Regions from separate parts of the Mus musculus genome. Here region 2 is linked to region 1. Evidence: chromatin loops called from intact Hi-C (ENCODE). Cell type or tissue: heart. All regions are shown on one strand.

The links. Peaks named below come from ENCODE experiments on the same cell type or tissue, not always from the same donor. Only the 100,000 strongest peaks of a DNase experiment are listed, where the experiment ranks them.
Region 2: it touches region 1 in a loop (4-fold over the local background); 2 of 42 quality-filtered maps call a loop at or near these places.

The regions. Positions count from the first base shown.
Region 1 is chr2:51,826,964-51,834,963 of GRCm38, reverse strand. No RefSeq gene overlaps it. Among named protein-coding and RNA genes, the nearest start is that of Gm13490, 99 kb to the right of the region's middle. In heart, a CTCF peak has its summit at 4,483 (motif pointing right); no DNase peak of the experiment used is centred here.
Region 2 is chr2:51,428,892-51,436,891 of GRCm38, reverse strand. It overlaps 1700057H21Rik (RIKEN cDNA 1700057H21 gene), which reads left to right. Exons shown (of 3, transcript NR_130155.1): 2 at 663-769. Among named protein-coding and RNA genes, the nearest start is that of 1700057H21Rik, 5.0 kb to the left of the region's middle. In heart, a CTCF peak has its summit at 90 (motif pointing right); no DNase peak of the experiment used is centred here; H3K27ac peaks cover 899 bases.

The sequences.
Region 1 (8,000 bases):
TGAAAAAAATGGCTAAGAATTGAGTGAGGGTGACTATTCTAGTTTTATGTTGGAGACCTGATAATCATTAAAAATAATATTTGAGGTAAGGAGGAAAGAAATACATTAAGTGGAAACAATGGGTAGAGGTAAACTAAAGATATAGCTTTATAAACATTAGGGAAGACAGGGAAGCGGGTCTGTTTGGGGTAATCAGTCCCACATGGGCAACTCTATTTTCCCCATCTGTTGGGCCAGATGTGCGACCTATATATATTTCTATTCTGAATTGTCTTTCTTCATTGATGTGCTTCCTTTTTATAGAGACCTTCTGTGGTTAGTGATATAAGGTCTTAAATCTAAACATCAAATCATGTAGTTGTAAAAGCACTTATGCTATGGAACCCAGTCCCAAGCAGGTTGATTTTGAAGCCAAGACATAAAGGTACATCTGGTCTACCTTCCTTTCACCTTAAGAAAATAATAAACAGAAAAAAAAATCTAAGAATAGTAATGGACTTGAGCTCTGTAGACTTGTACATAAAATGAAGGCCAAATATGAAGATACACTAATTGGCTGACTGACCAAGACAGTACCATGTAGTATTAACCCTATGTTACTCTTTAAACTGTCATGAATTATGCTCATAGTTCATATTTCATCATCTCCTATAATTCAAAGATCAAAATAAAGTCTGTCCTCTTATTTTCCTAGGGTTCAGTCAGTGTACCACAATTCTATATTTTCTCTTCTGAATGAAAAATGAAGGTTGATGATAGTTATCCAGTGGTTTTCAAACTATAACCTGCAGGGCTCCCTCAGGAACTGCAGTAGGCAAGTCGTGAGTCAGGACTAAAGGTTCGGTCCTGATATTACCTTTTGTAGAACTTGTTCATTTTAAATGTGAACCCCTATCCTTCCAACTATATTACTGCTTTATAGAGTCTGTCTTTGGTGGCTAGGCATCTCATCTCATTTTTCTTCCCAAGTAAGTTTTTCTTTAGTGGCCCTGCTCCAGAGAGATCCACCCATTTTGTCAACCTAGATCCTTCCTCCAAGGTTGATCTGTTAAACTGCATTCTCTACTTTTTCGATAAGAGATCTAGGGTTCCATGCACATCCTAAAGAGTGTGGAGGTACATCTCATTCCCTTGTTATGTATCCTAAGCCTTAACTCCCATTCTATTCACACACACACACACACACACACACACACACACACACACACACACACACACACACACACACACACACGCTCGTGTGCAAACACATGCACACACTCACAAACTGTCACCTGCATGCACACATAAATATTCACTTCTTTAGGGCTTTCCCTCTATTGTGTTTGTCTGTTTGTAGCTCTTAACCTCTTTGCATGACATGGGGACCACTTCACTTTTGATCACTTGCTGCCATGGGCCCAGATAGGGCCAGTGATGCTGTAATTCCACCAATGTCTACAAGCTGTTGTTACCTATTTCTACACTTGAATTCTTGGTGTCAGGAAACACAACTTTTGCTCTCCCAGAGTTTATCTTGATTGTTACTTTACAGCAGGGTCCCCCAATCCTGACGTTACCCTCAACTAGCTGCAGAGCTCTAGAAAAATGTCAAGGCCTAGTTTCCTACTTCTAGGATACTGGTTTATCTCGTTCTGTGGCATGATTGTTAATCTTCATTGTCAGCTAGACTAGATTTAGACCATCTAGAAGACATACCTCTAGGCAAGTCTGTGAGGACATTTTCTGTGAGCGATTTAGTGAAAGATAGGAGGTCCACCTAGAATAAAAGGCGGCAAGTAAGAAAGTTTGAAGAATACATGCATTCATTTCTGTCTGCTTCTTTTGTGTAGGTGCAATATAACTATCTGCCTCATGTTTCTGCATCTATGTTTTCCCCACCACAAAGGGTCATTCCCCTCAAATCACGAGTCTAAGTATTTCCTCCCTTAAGTTGCCTCTATCAGGCATTTGTCACAGCAATGAAAAAGTAACTAATATGGACGATTGTTGCTCAGCTAATTACAGTGGTGTCTAGTATTGAGAATCCCTACCTTGGGTAAAGACTCTAAGTGATGAGTGCCCAAGTAATAACAATGGAGTCTCCTCACATTTCCATATGTCACCAGGGATGTTGTCAGAGCTTCTGCCCATTTCTGATTCAGGTTAAGGTTTAAGAAGCCCACCAGTCCACCTCACCATTCCTGTGGGCTAGATGACACTTAAGGAGCCTCCTGGAGTACCACATAGTCTCTGGGTCTATTGTTCTCACAGAACCCCATACGTCCTCGCAGTTGACTGGCACAGCACCTGGGCCTTGATGGGAACTCACTATGCTTGGAATCATCTGCTCAGAAAACTCAGAGCTGACATGTAGACTTTCCTGACAATTCATGGAGGGTGAAGGGTCGAGGGAGGTATTTATATCACACACACACACACACACACACACACACACACACACACACACACACACACACCCCAGAGAACAAGTCCACCGTCATTTATTAAGAAAATCTTTGAGTCTTGGCTGCCCTCAATTTCTGGGAACAGTTTCCTCTGGTACCACTCAGCACTCAGCTTCTTTGCTTCTTATCACTGTAGCAATAGAATTCCACTTTCCTGTGCTAGTCGCCTATCTCCTCCAACTTGTTAACTTGCATTAGTAAACCCAAGAAGGCATTGGTTGATCAAAACTCACCCTTTACTTGGTTTATCCTGTTAGAAAACACTTATTGATCATACTCTTTTTTTCCCCTCCACTATACAATCCAAAGCCGGGTGGGTTGTGACAGAGTCCATTCTCATAGCTCTAGAGAATGTTAAATGTAACGGTGACTCTGGGGAATGTTAAATGCAACTGTGAAGATTTTCTTGTTTCACCCCTACTCCCTTCCTCCCCCCCAAAGAAAAAAATGGATGTTTCCTTCACCTTCATAAATCTCCAAGCCATCTATTTTCCTTCTTTGTAGACAATGGAGTTCCTTGGGTTGGATGGGGAAGGGCTCCAGGCAGGCAAAACCTTTTTTTTTTTTTTCTCTTTTGTCAGCACCCAAAAGAATGAGTTTGGTCTCCTTCATTTCCAAGTGGGTGATAAGAGAAACATTGTACTTCAAATTTAATAAAGATGGGAAATTTTCTTCAGGGAAATTCATCTTTCAAATGTCAATGGACAACTTGAAATTTATGTTAGACTCCTCTAGAAATAAGAACTGCTGGCGATTAGAGAAGCTTGGGAGTGATTTCTGCATGCATCCAAAATAAGGAAGTTTTTACTTTACTTGACAAGGAAATTAAAGGCAGTGAATAGATTATTCAGTGGACTGCTGATGTGGCCCAACGTCCTCCTGGCAGGTGCACTGTGCTCAAATATACATGATAATGCTTCAAATGTAAATAAGGTTAATGAATTTTAATATTCCTCGGGATCTTGTATGCACGCTCCCATTTGCATAGTGACTTATTTCGCAAGTCCCTTTGTAAATATTGCAATGAAATAAACATAAGAGAAGAACACAAAGAAGTGCATACAATTAACTCAGCAGACAGCCCTCCATGAAGGCCGATTGGATCATATCACAGGATCACAGGCATCAGGGGTGGAAGAGTCCCCTAAGCAGGCCAGCTGATCCTTCTTTATAGCGGGAATTATTTTTTTTAGGGGCTTTCAAAAAATTAGCTTGGATCAAATCAATGTGCTTCAGGTGACAGGGTTTGCCTTCAGAAAGACATTTGCAGAGTCTCTATTTGAAGAACTGTGGTCTGCAAGATGCGGTGTAAGGGATGAAGAAGGGAGGCCTCTACCAAACCCTCTGGGCATACACGTACACTATGAATGGGGTAGCTCCTGACTGGGCATCCTCACCAGGCCTTGAACTTATTCTAGAAAGCATCATAGCACAAATACTGTCTAGAATGTGTGTGTGTGTGTGTGTGTGTGTGTGTGTGTGTGTGTGTGGTGTGTGTGTGTGTTGAGGTGTTCTTTTGGACTTGTTCACTTGGAATCTTTAGCGTCCCCCATGTGTCATGTGTCAGTGGCTAGGTAGAGAGAGAACATTAAAACCATGTGGTACAGTTGATTTCAGTGGAATGTATACACTAAGGTTTTCATTTTTATGTATTTTTTTTAACTATGTGCCTCTATAACATTGGCTTGTAGGCAAGTTGCTGGGGGGGGGCATTTCCTTGATTTGTGATTGATGTCCACTGTGGATGATGTCATGCCTGGGCTGGCGGTCCTGGGTTCTTTAAAGCTGAGCAAGCCATGGAGGGCAAGCCATTAAGCGGCTTTCCCCTATGGCTTCTGTTTCCATCTCTGTCCTCTTTTCTCTTCATAAAGAACCATAATCTGTAAGATGCTTTTCCTCCCTGAGTCATGATGATATTGCGTTTGTTATGGCATTTATCACAGCAATAGAGAGCAAACTAGGACAGCGAATAAGAGGGAAGACCACACAGTTTCTAAATATTGCCTTGAAAGCAAGTCTGTTCGGTCAGCAGAGGGAGCTCCAATCAGGAAACACGAAGGAGGAAAAGAAATGAAGCCTGTACTTCAGAGGAGGCAGGGTTCCAGCAGGGGTCAGGAGTTCAGTTCGAGTTTTCTGAAGGAAAAACAAAATGAAAGCATTAGAAAGGAAAGAGATCAGAAAATTGCTGCAAGAGTAATAATAATAAATTTAAAATGGGAGGGAATTAGGTGGCATGATTAGCAGCTGTCACTACCTCGATCAGAAAAGCTGGTTAATTGCCCATGTAATACAGGTGCATAATTTCCTACCCATACACTTCACGGGGGACTCACAAATGAATTACATGCCACTTCCATTAGGTTGCTGACGATGTAAGTCCAAGCAATACCTTTGACTTAGAAGGAACTACAGTGATTAAAAACTAGCTTCATAAATGCATACAGAAGTGCTCTCTCTCTCTCTCTCTCTCTCTCTCTCTGTGTGTGTGTGTGTGTGTGTGTGTGTGTGTGTGTGTATGTGTTTCCAAGGCCTTGGATTGAAGGTAGGGGTTATGATTTGCTTCTTTGTTACAGAGATTTGAGAAGAAGGCCTGAGAGTTAAACTGCTTTGTCCTCAATTGATGGGCGTCACAACACAAACACCATGAAATTCATCATTCGATTTATTGCCTTATGCAGCTAAGTACCCCACATAAGTTCAAGAGTTTCTGCAAGCACCACACTCCTACTTGCCCAGTTTTCTTTCCCTCATTAACTCTGGCCTCTGACACTTGGTGGTAGCCAATGGTCCCCACAGAAATTCTGACGTTGTGGGACAGAGTCCAAGTGGAAAAAAGAAACTTGTGGGGATTTGCTGATCTCCTGTTCTTTTTTTGCTTATCAATCTTTAATGCCTGATGGATGTCAAATGCAAACAACATCAGTGACTACAAAACATGTTCTCTCTCTCTTTTAAGGCTAAGCATACTTGGCTATTCCTTTAAAATATTCTAGTCCTGAAAACTGGGATGTACCTTCTATCATACTTCAAGCATTCAGAAGCACCCCTCATTGTGGTGCTTGAAGGAAGTGGACCCTCTTTCCCCGTATATGATTTTTTTTAAAGTTGAAATTTGTTTTCTTCATATAATGTATTTTGATCATTTCCCCTCCCCTAACCCTTCCCAGATACCTACCCAACTTTATGTTCTTTCTCTCTATTTCAACAAACAAAAAATAAAAATTTAGAAGCAAAAATATAAACAAAACAAAAAACAAAAATCATACACAACCCTTCCCACAAAATCACATATCAAAAACAAAGACCAATAAGAAAAAAATAAAGGCCAAAACAAGCCCTAATGAAAGAGAGTCCACAAAAAAATACAACTTTTTTTTTTCTGTGATGGCCAACTATTCTTGGGCATGGGGACTGCCCTGGAGAATGGTTAATATACTTAAGATACTCCTTTAGAGAAAATCTATTTTCCCTTTGCCAGCAGATTTTTAGTTAGGGTGGGACACTATGTCCACTTCTAAGTCTCAGAACTGGTTCTGTCTTGAACACGTATGTGCAGGTCTGTGGATGCTCCCACAGCCTCTGTGGTTTCATGTGTACATCAGTCCTCTTGCGTCAGGAGAATGCTTCCTTGCAGTCATCCATCCCCTAGGGCTCTTATAATATTTCTGCCTCCTCTCCCACATAGATCCATGAGCCTTGAGGAGAGGAGTTTGATGAAGACATTCTGCCTAGTACGGAGTACTTCAAGGTCTCTCATTCTCTGCATAGCATCAAGTTGTGAGATGCTGTTTTGTTTCCCATGCACTTCAAGAGAAAGCTTCTCTGATGAAGGTTGAGGAAAGCACTGACATGTGGGAATACTACTATGTCTTTAGCAGTCATTTTATTGCTATGCTCTTTTAGCAGAATGAGAATGTAGGTTTCCCTTTAGGCTCTGCTGTAAGGTTATTGTCTACTTTAGCAGCATCCGGTATGCGTTCCATCTCATAGAGTGGGCCTTAAATCCATTAGGTCAGTGGCTGGTTACACCTAAACCATTTGTCCTACTATTATACCAGTCCACCTGTCAGGCAGGGAGCTGCTGAAGGTCACAGGGTTTGTAGTCAGGTGATATTGATGATTAAAGTTCCCTTCTAGTAGTTACAGAATACCTTCTAGCACCATCAATGCTAGTCAGTAGGGATAATGCTTCTACTTAGGCACTAGCTTGACTTCTCTATGTCTGGGACATGAAAGTGTTTTCTTAAGCAATAGGGCCTTACCATTAGGCTGTGGGGAGCAACTAAGAGTTGTAGTAGTAGCCTGTGATGTTTGGTGGTGGTGTTGTTGTTGTGTATAAGACCCCTTTGGACAATGACTCAACAAGATGTAATCATCCCTGGCCCTGGGGCTTTTACTTTGAGGCATAAGATGTCCAATTGGTATCTGAGGGCACCTGCACACATGTTGTGCATAAACAGACACAGATACACATGTGTACACATTAAAAAAAAAAGAAAGAAATTTAAGTTCTAACTCCCTAACCCCAAAAATTTTAACGCTAGTCAGAAGGCTCAGTGAATGGGATACTTGTTGCAAAAGCATGCAGATCTGAGTCCACATCCTGCCTTCAATGAGAGACCTGGACAAAAAAATAAAAACAAAATCAAAACAAGCAGAAAGGTGAAGAGTGATTGAGGAAGACTCTCTGCATAGCCCTCTAGCTGTGCATGCCCACACACCCTGCAGGCCTCTTCCTCAAAGGTATTTTTCTTGCTCATCGCTCACATATTTATGTTAGCACAAACAGGTTTCAGTTGTGGAAACCTGAGCTTATCTATTTCTATGATAATAATTATTGTGCTTTCTAACTTGGATTTCTTATGACCATTTGAAAAAAATTATTTCCCCCCCCCTTGGGTGCTGAAGTGATTGGAAAGTCTTAAAAGCACTTAAGGCCTCATATGTACCAAATTGTCTACTTATACAAATACACTGTAGGCCTAGACTTCTCAAAACCTACTTTACTAAGGGTTCTCACATGCTTCAACCTCCTTTCTAACCCAAAGGTAGGGAAGAAAGATGGTTAATAGGACAAGGGGAATGTGGACCTGTTTAGAAGTAGTTCTTTGGGGATGATTCCAATCTATCAGGATATCAAGAGTCCAGTCCAAAACATCAGTAGTGGCAATCTAGTCCAATCAGCAAACACCAAAAATGAATCAGTAGTACTGCCTCAATCCAGAAGAAACTCTGAGGGTCTGCCAAGTTGGCATGAGTCTGCTGAAGCAGCAAGAAGCAGCCAGAATACCATAAGAGCCATTAGAAGTTCTTTGGTGCTTTGCTCTCTATGAAGTCACAACAAATGAAGGTCAGAGAAGTGTTGCAAGGCAAACTAATGAAAGAACACTGCTCCTTATCTGTTGGGTTCCAATAATAATCTTTCCAAACATAACGGGTCCTGTCAAGTGTCTGCCTCAGCAAAACATCCTCTCATATGTCTGCTTCAACAAAACATCCACTCAAAAGACAGATTCCAGAAAAGCATCACACGAGACAGCTGAGCCTCTAAAG
Region 2 (8,000 bases), 400 kb after region 1:
TGTAAGGCAGAAACATTTATAGTAACAAAACTAGGGCGGGGGTGTTTTGCTGACATTGTCTGGGTACCACGAGCATGCACTGCCTGTGGAGGCCAGCAGAGGGCGCAGAATACCCTGAAACTGGAGCTGCAGAGACTTCTGCTGAGAATCCAACCAAGGTCCTCTAGGAGAGCAGCCAGTGATCTTAACAGCCCAGCCATCTCTCCAGCCCCTACTCCTGTCACTTTTTCAGAGACAATGCTTAAATTATAAAAGGGTGGAAATGATGTAACAAAAATATATGTATTTGTAAGTAAACTGTATTTAGTTTTCCTCTGTTGGCGAGGTGGTTAGAATCGATTTAGAAACAAATCCACAGGGCTACTTTTCTCTGTGGTGACTTGCAAGGGGAGAACAAAAACAACACAGTATTCTTTGGGGTCACCCTCCAAGCATTAAGGTGGAAGAGGGTCAAACCAAGCCACCATGTTCACAGCCAGCTGGTGCCCTCTGGATTTCTGTAAGTGGATCCACGCGGTTCACCTCTGACTCCAGATTCTCCCTGTTGAGTTTGGTTCCCTCAGGCCTCAAGGCTGCTCCTTTGTCTCTACCCTGGCTCCCAGGCACATGCTGAGCTCTTCAGCCTTCATTTTCTCTGCAGTTTTCCTTGCCTTCATTTACAGGAAGCAGCTGGGGGTGGAGGTCGAGGGACATTCTCTGGAACTTGTTATTGAACAACAACAACAAAAAAGGCACATGCCACAAAGATCACTTCAAATCAGCGCACCAGGTATTGTCCCATCCTTAAAATATGCTGTGCTGGGCTTCCCTTTTGCAAACTAAGGCCTCACCTGTTTTCTTCCGTGTTGATTTATCCTCTTTTTACATGAGTTTGAATCCCACATGCCATAAATAACACCTCACTTTAATATTCAGAAAAATGCAACCCCCTTCAATGTAGGAAATTTTCTTTCTTAGCACATGAGCCATGCATAATTGGGGAAAAATGTGTTTCCTGCTAGAGCTGGGTGGAACTTCATAAATGCCAGTTGGATCAAGGTTAAGAGCATTAAATCGTTTTTCTTTTTTTCTTTTTTTCTTTCTGGCTGCTTATTACAGCAGTTGTTTCATTTTTTTTTGTATTCTTTCTCTCTTGCCCCTCTCTTCCCCTCTCTCTTACTCTTCCACCCTTCTCCACAACTCTCTCTTCCCCTCTCCCTGCTCTCTCCCTCTCTCTGTTTCTTCCCCCTTCCCCCTCCCATCTCCTCTCTCCTTCTCTTTCCCTCTCTCCCCTCCCTCTTTGTGTGCTTGAATATAAGTCCACATATGCACAGTCCATGTGTAAAAGTCAGAAGACAACTTTGGTGTCAGTCCTTCATCTTGTTGGAGACAGAGAGCCATGTCTAGTTTTCTTCCTGGTGCTCATGACAGGCTACTGCCCTGCAAGGCTCTTGGGACTCTCCACTCACCATAGCCATGTCTCCCTAGGGGTGCTGGGATTACAGAAACACACACTGCCAGCTGGCTCTATGGGAATTCTGGGGATTCAAACTTGGCCCCTGACGCTGGCACAGCTAGTGTTGTATTGACTGAGTGACATACTCAGCTCATATATCAGTTATTGAAATGTGGGGTGCTGGGCTAAAATTCTGGAGGTATTGTTTTTCAGCCTATGTGTTACAGTTAACTATGCACATTTGAATATAAAATGTCCTGCGCAAGCTCATGCGTTTGAACTCCTGGTCATCAGCTAATGATTGTATTGAGAGCTGGGTGGAGGAAATGGATCACCAGGAAGGGTGGCCCTATGGTTATAGCCTGGCTATAGTTTCCCGCCAGAATGCTTTTATGATCTTTTGACATGTACACATTCCCAGCACTGTGGACCAAGGTGCTTTAGCTATCATTTATCTCCTGCCATGAGACTCACCAACTAGCCCTGCTCAAACCACAGGCCAAGATAAATTATTCTCTCCTCAAGTTGCTTCTGGTCAGAGAGTTGGAAGCAGCAATGAGAGAAGTAACGAACACATATGATTTCCTTCATTTGCTACTATATAATTCATGTGTACAGGCAATTCCCAACTATGTATCACTGATCAGTATGGATAGTTTCTGGCAAATGTATTGTTAGACTATTTTACCACTAAGTGAATATCAGAAATGTGTTTGCAAAAGTTTTCTTGATAGCTCACTACAAATCTAGATTATAATCTTATGAGACCACTATAATTCTGTGGTCCACTGATGACTTGTGGTTCACAAATGTCATTATGTCACATAGAACTGTGTGTCTGTGTGTATTCATTAACCTGTGTAGTTACCAATTTCAGAACTTTTTGGTATTTGGGGTAAATATATATTTCTACATAGTATCATTATTTATAGTCTAAAGAATTTCATTTAACGTCTTTAAACAATTTATTTATATTTCTCTAACAATTTTATTAATTAATCTAGATGGAGATTGATAAAAGGTTTATAAAATGTGAAATTATTGGTTGATAAGCTTTGTTTTAAGCACTTTAAGTATCTTATTTTTGTCTTCTTTCATTGATTTTGATAAGAGTCCAGGAAGATAAGAGTCGATTTTTCCTTTGTTTAGTATTTGAATCCTCTGACTGTTGTTAAGATACTCCCTTCGTTGTCGGCTTCATCAGCTTGGTTATGACATAGGTTGCAGTAAATTTTAGAAGTTTTTTGTTCTTTGAGTGCAATGGGTTCTTGTATACATAAATTTTTTTCCAAACTTAGAAAAATTTTGAGATTTGTGTAGGTTTTAGTATCTCCTTGGAAATTGGTTTAGATTTATTTCTTCACTATGTAAATGGCCAAATACCTTTTGTTTTTAAGGAAGAGATTTTCTGTGTTTATTTACTATTCTTATACAAGATTCCATAATAGACATTTTTAATTTTAAAAAGTATTTGTTTTTGGATTTTTGAACTCTAGAACAATTAATTATAATTAACTTTAATTAGCAATTTTGCTGGGTTTTGTACATTAATGTTATGGAAAGCATTTTCACTTAAAGGTTTCAGGTTTTAATAGAGGCAACGTCTTTAGGTTGTAGGGATGAAATATTAAACTCATATTGTTTCTTTTATTTTAATTTAATTTATTTATTTTTATTCTTTAGTTTATCCCCCTCCCAACTGTTCCAAAATCCCACACTTACCCCCCTGTCTGCAAGAGGATGTCCCCTCCCCCCAACCCCTAGACCTCCCCACTCCATGGGGCCCCAAGTCTCTCAAGAGTTAGGTGCATTATCTCTGACTGAGTCCAGACCTGGCAGTCCTCTACTATATATATGTCAGAGGGCCTCGAATCAGCTGATGTATGCTGCCTGGCTGGTGGATCAGTGTCTGAGAGATCCGGGGGATCCAGGTTAGTTGAGACTGCTGGCCCTTCTATAGGGTCACCCTCCTCCTCAGCTTCTTCCAGCCTTTCCCTAATTCAACCACAGGGTTCACTAGTTTCTGACCATTGGTTGGGTGTAAGTATCTGCATCTGGCTCTTTCAGGTGCTGGTTGGGCTTTGCAGAGGGCCATTATGATAGGCCTCTTTTTTGTAAGCATACCATAACATCAGCAGTAGTAGTGTCAGGGCTTGAGGCCTCCCCCTGAGCTGGATCTCAATTTGGGCCTGTCACTGGACCTCCTTTTCCTAAGGTTCTTCTCCATTTTTGCTCCTGTAGTTCCTTCAGACAGGAACAATTCTGGGTCAGAGTTCTTGACTGTGGGATGGCAACCCCATCCCTCCACTTGATGCCCTGTCTTTTTTACTAGAGGTGGACTCTACAAGTTCCCTCTCCCCATTGTTGGACATTTCATCTAAGATCCCTCCCTTTGAATCCTAAGAGTCTCTCACCTCCCAGGTCTCTGGTACATTCTAGAGGATCCCTGCACCTCCTACCTCTTGAGGTTGCCTGTTTCCACTCTTTCTGCTGGCTTTCAGGGCTTCAGTCCTTTTCTCCCCCCAATACCCTATCATGTTCCCCTCTTCCCCTCCCTGTAGCCTTTCCCATCCAGGTCCCTCCCTCCTTCACCCCTTCCTGTGATTGCTTTCTTCTCTTCCCATTTGGGATTGAGGTATCCTCACTTGGGCCCTTTTGTTTTTTACCCTTCTTGAGTTCTGCGGATGGTATCCCAGAAATTCTGTACATTTTTGGCTAGTAATCACTTATTAGTGAGTACACACCATGCATGTCCTTTTGGGTTTGAGTTAACCTTACTCATCATGATGATTTTTTAGATTTTTTCATGCAATATATTTTAACCAGATTCCTCAGTTTGATGCATCCAACTTCATATTCTTTTTCTCTCTTAAAAAGTGTATGTATGCATGTGCATGCCTCACACACACACACACACACACACACACACACAAACACAAACACAAAACACAAACACTTTGAAGTCTATTTGTAAGAGGATGTTGTTTTAAGAAAGTGCCAACTGTCTTTCAAGCCAGCTGCAGTATTTTATATTCCCACCAGCAGTCAGATAGTCACCATGCCCAGCCATGTGTGTTGATGCCAGAGTTTGGGATTTGTACTATTCCGAAGGAATAATACCTAAATGTAATTTGCATTTCTTAAATGAGATGCTAAAGTGTTCTTTTCAAGTTTTCCGCATCTGTATGCTTTATTGGAAGGAATGCTTGGAAAGATCTTTTGCTCATTTTTAAAAAATTGATCATTTTATTTTAAATTGATCATTTTATTTTCTTTTTCTCACTGTTGAATGTTAAGAGTTCCATATGTTTGTGTGAAGTGTCTTTTGTCAGCCGCTCCTCTGTAAATATTTTCTCCACGTCTCAGTTTGTCTTATTTTTATTGACATTTCCTTTCACAGAGCAGAAGTTTTTAATTTTAATGAAGTTAACTTATCAGTTATTCCTTTCCTGGATAAGAGAACAGTTTTTGAGAGAGGGGCCACACTGCTCTTCTCTGCTTTTTGCTGCTGCTTTCGGAATAGGCTCTTGGTAGGAAAGAAATGAGTTAGTGCCCTCCCCTGGCCAAATAACCTCTCCTCTAAACAGGCTCCCATGTTTTTATACTAATAACAAGAATTGAATGGATTTAATAAGCAGAAGAATGCCAACAAGTGATTGTACTTGCTAATCAAGATGACTCAGTGCTCTGACTCATGGTCCTTGCTGGTTTTCTCCACACTGGGATACTTACCCTTTATCCATCGTCCTTGCATCAGATGTGAATAACCTTTTCTGTTCAGATGGACAATCTACACTCTTCTGGCATGACTGAATTCTCCAGATTTATCTTCGGCAGTTCAGAGATGATCTGATTTGCAGAACCTAGACTAGATAAGGAAACTATAGTGGTATGGCTTTGTCTTATGCATGAGATCTGTTCTTCATCATCTCTCTATAGGATTGATTCTACTGTAAGAGCAAATGCCTGATGAGAGATCAGAAAATGATGAACAATTTTTATAAAAATAACGATGCTCAATTGCTGACTTACATTTGAATAAGTCCGAAGCTCCACTAACTAGCTTATGACTGAGTGCTACATGAATACGACATAGTGATGGTGACAATACTTTTCAATATGAAAATGAGTTCTAGAATTGGTGTTGGGAACACATTTACTTAGATGTTTTCAAAGGTTTAAAAATTGAATTGTGGGGGCTGAAGAAATGACTCAGTGGTTAGGAGCCTTGGTTATTGTTCTAGAGGGCCTGAGTTGATATTAGAGTAATGATTTCAACTTGCCCATTTCAAGAATCCATGAACAGGCAAATTAACTTGCTTATACCATAACACTTTAATTGTATTTGCTCGTTTTTTTTCCTTCATGTATTCATTATATACTGCACTTTTGGAAGAGAATATACAATATAGATGTGGATTTATTTGTATTTTTGTAGTTGATAGAGACTAAGACAATTCTATACAAATAATTGTGAAATTTGTGGAAATTTAGAAGGCCTAAATAAATAACACAGATACAAAAACTAGAGCTTATTTAATAAGCACTCATAACTGAAGTAATGAATAGTATTTTAGACACTTCTTTTTGATGTTTTACTATAAGAGAGAACATCATTACTAAGAATGACCTCACATAAGCAAAATTTACAATGAAAACAGACTTTCCTAGATTTCTTAACCAATGTTACCTTTATTGAAATCTTATTAAAATAATGTTCTTATACTAGGGTAGCCAACCTTTTTTAATATAATTTTTGTTATTGTTAATCATTAAAAACTAATAAAATATAACAAATTAGTTACTTTATCCTAAATGATCAAAGACTAGTCTCCATGTGGCGTTTGGTTTTCTGCTGTTTGAGCCCTTTCCTCCTTTTTTGTCTTGCTTCGGTTTAGCTGCCACCACAGTCTCTGCATTAATGTGCTTGTCTTAACGTGAGATTCTGGCTGCATCAAACGTATTACTTCTAATTTGTTCTTGGAAAGTACAGTAGTTACCAAGCTTGTTAGAAATGTCTAAAATACAAGTTAATGGAATCTGATTAGGACTCTACTCGTGGTAAAATGTATGAGACTTAATGGAGGTATGTTTTGGTAGTCAACACATAATGGATCATTAATAATTTATTTGCTGTTCTTATTATTTCATATTTAGCTTTATATTTGACTATAATTGTAGCTTGGCCACTCAATTTTAACAAAATGACCCATGAATATATCCTTTATGCAACATAATAGTACATTTATATGCCTGTCTCCTGATTTACATTTTTTCCATTTCAAGAAACATGAACAACGAACTCAAACCATTACGTTAGAACATGTCAAAACTGCTATTAATAACTCTAAATGCATTTCTTAACTGTAAAATTAAAATATTATGCCAGGTATGGACTCGCTTAAAATTAGCAGTGACATGGTTGAAAACTTCTTTTCATTTTAAATGTAGGGGCCTAAAAAAATGTCACGTGGAACTCTGCCAATTCCTCCTTAACAATGTGACTGTAGCTGCCATAATTAGTGTCAAGTCTGCAGTGCCTCTCAGTGCATTTTTCCTCTACGTGCAGATAAGATAACTCCTAGCTGAGTGGTCAGCATGGCTGAGGGTTCATTGCAGAGTTCTTCCAACTGTTGCCAGAGCAAAATGTCTCTCAGGTCACCAAAGCTCTCGTTGACATTGATGTTCCAAAAATGGGGAATGCGTTGACTCTAATGGATCATAATTCTCAAGAAATGCTCTCGAGGAGTTGGGTTTTCATAGTAAATCTTTCCATATATTGTAATGACTTCCTGCTCTGTATTGGAATATAGGTCTTAGCTTTTAGATCTTAGTCTAACATTTTGGTGATACAACCACTTAATATCTATGTCAGTTATCATAAGCTTGTTGAGAATCCAAAGTTCTATTTCATCATCTGAATTCCAGATGGTTTAAAAACTACATGTTTGCCTGTTATGTTTGTTTCTACCTCAAACAAATAATGAAAGTAAAATTCATACTGCTATTCTCTTTTTTTTTTTAATTATTTTTTATTTTTTCGAGAGGGGTTTCTGTATATAGCCCTGGTTGTCCTGGAACTCACTTTGTAGACCAGGCTGGCCTCAAACTCAGAAATCAGCCTGCTTCTGCCTCCTGAGTGCTGGGATTAAAGGCATGCGCCACCTGAAACAAGCAGTTATTTGCAACCAGTTTGTAAACCAGAGCAGAAACGTATAATCATTATTACCTTTTCATAACTTGAGCCTTCCAAATTAATTCCAAGCTCTAGCTAGTCAATGTCAGCAACTATATTAAATATACGTTTTTATTTCTACTCCCAAATCTTTAGTAGAGCATATAATTGTTTTTGTATTATATTTGATGTAGTTTCCTGTGCCCCAAGTTGTGAAACTGTTCATAATAAAATTTTTGTCACACAGTATTCTTTTTCCTTGCTTTATGTTTTGAAAGTTGTTATGCAAATAAACATACAACAAAATGTACATGTTTAACATATAAAATTATACAACTATTTTACTGGCAATATATTTGAACAAGTGATGTTTCGTAAAAATATTTCCAT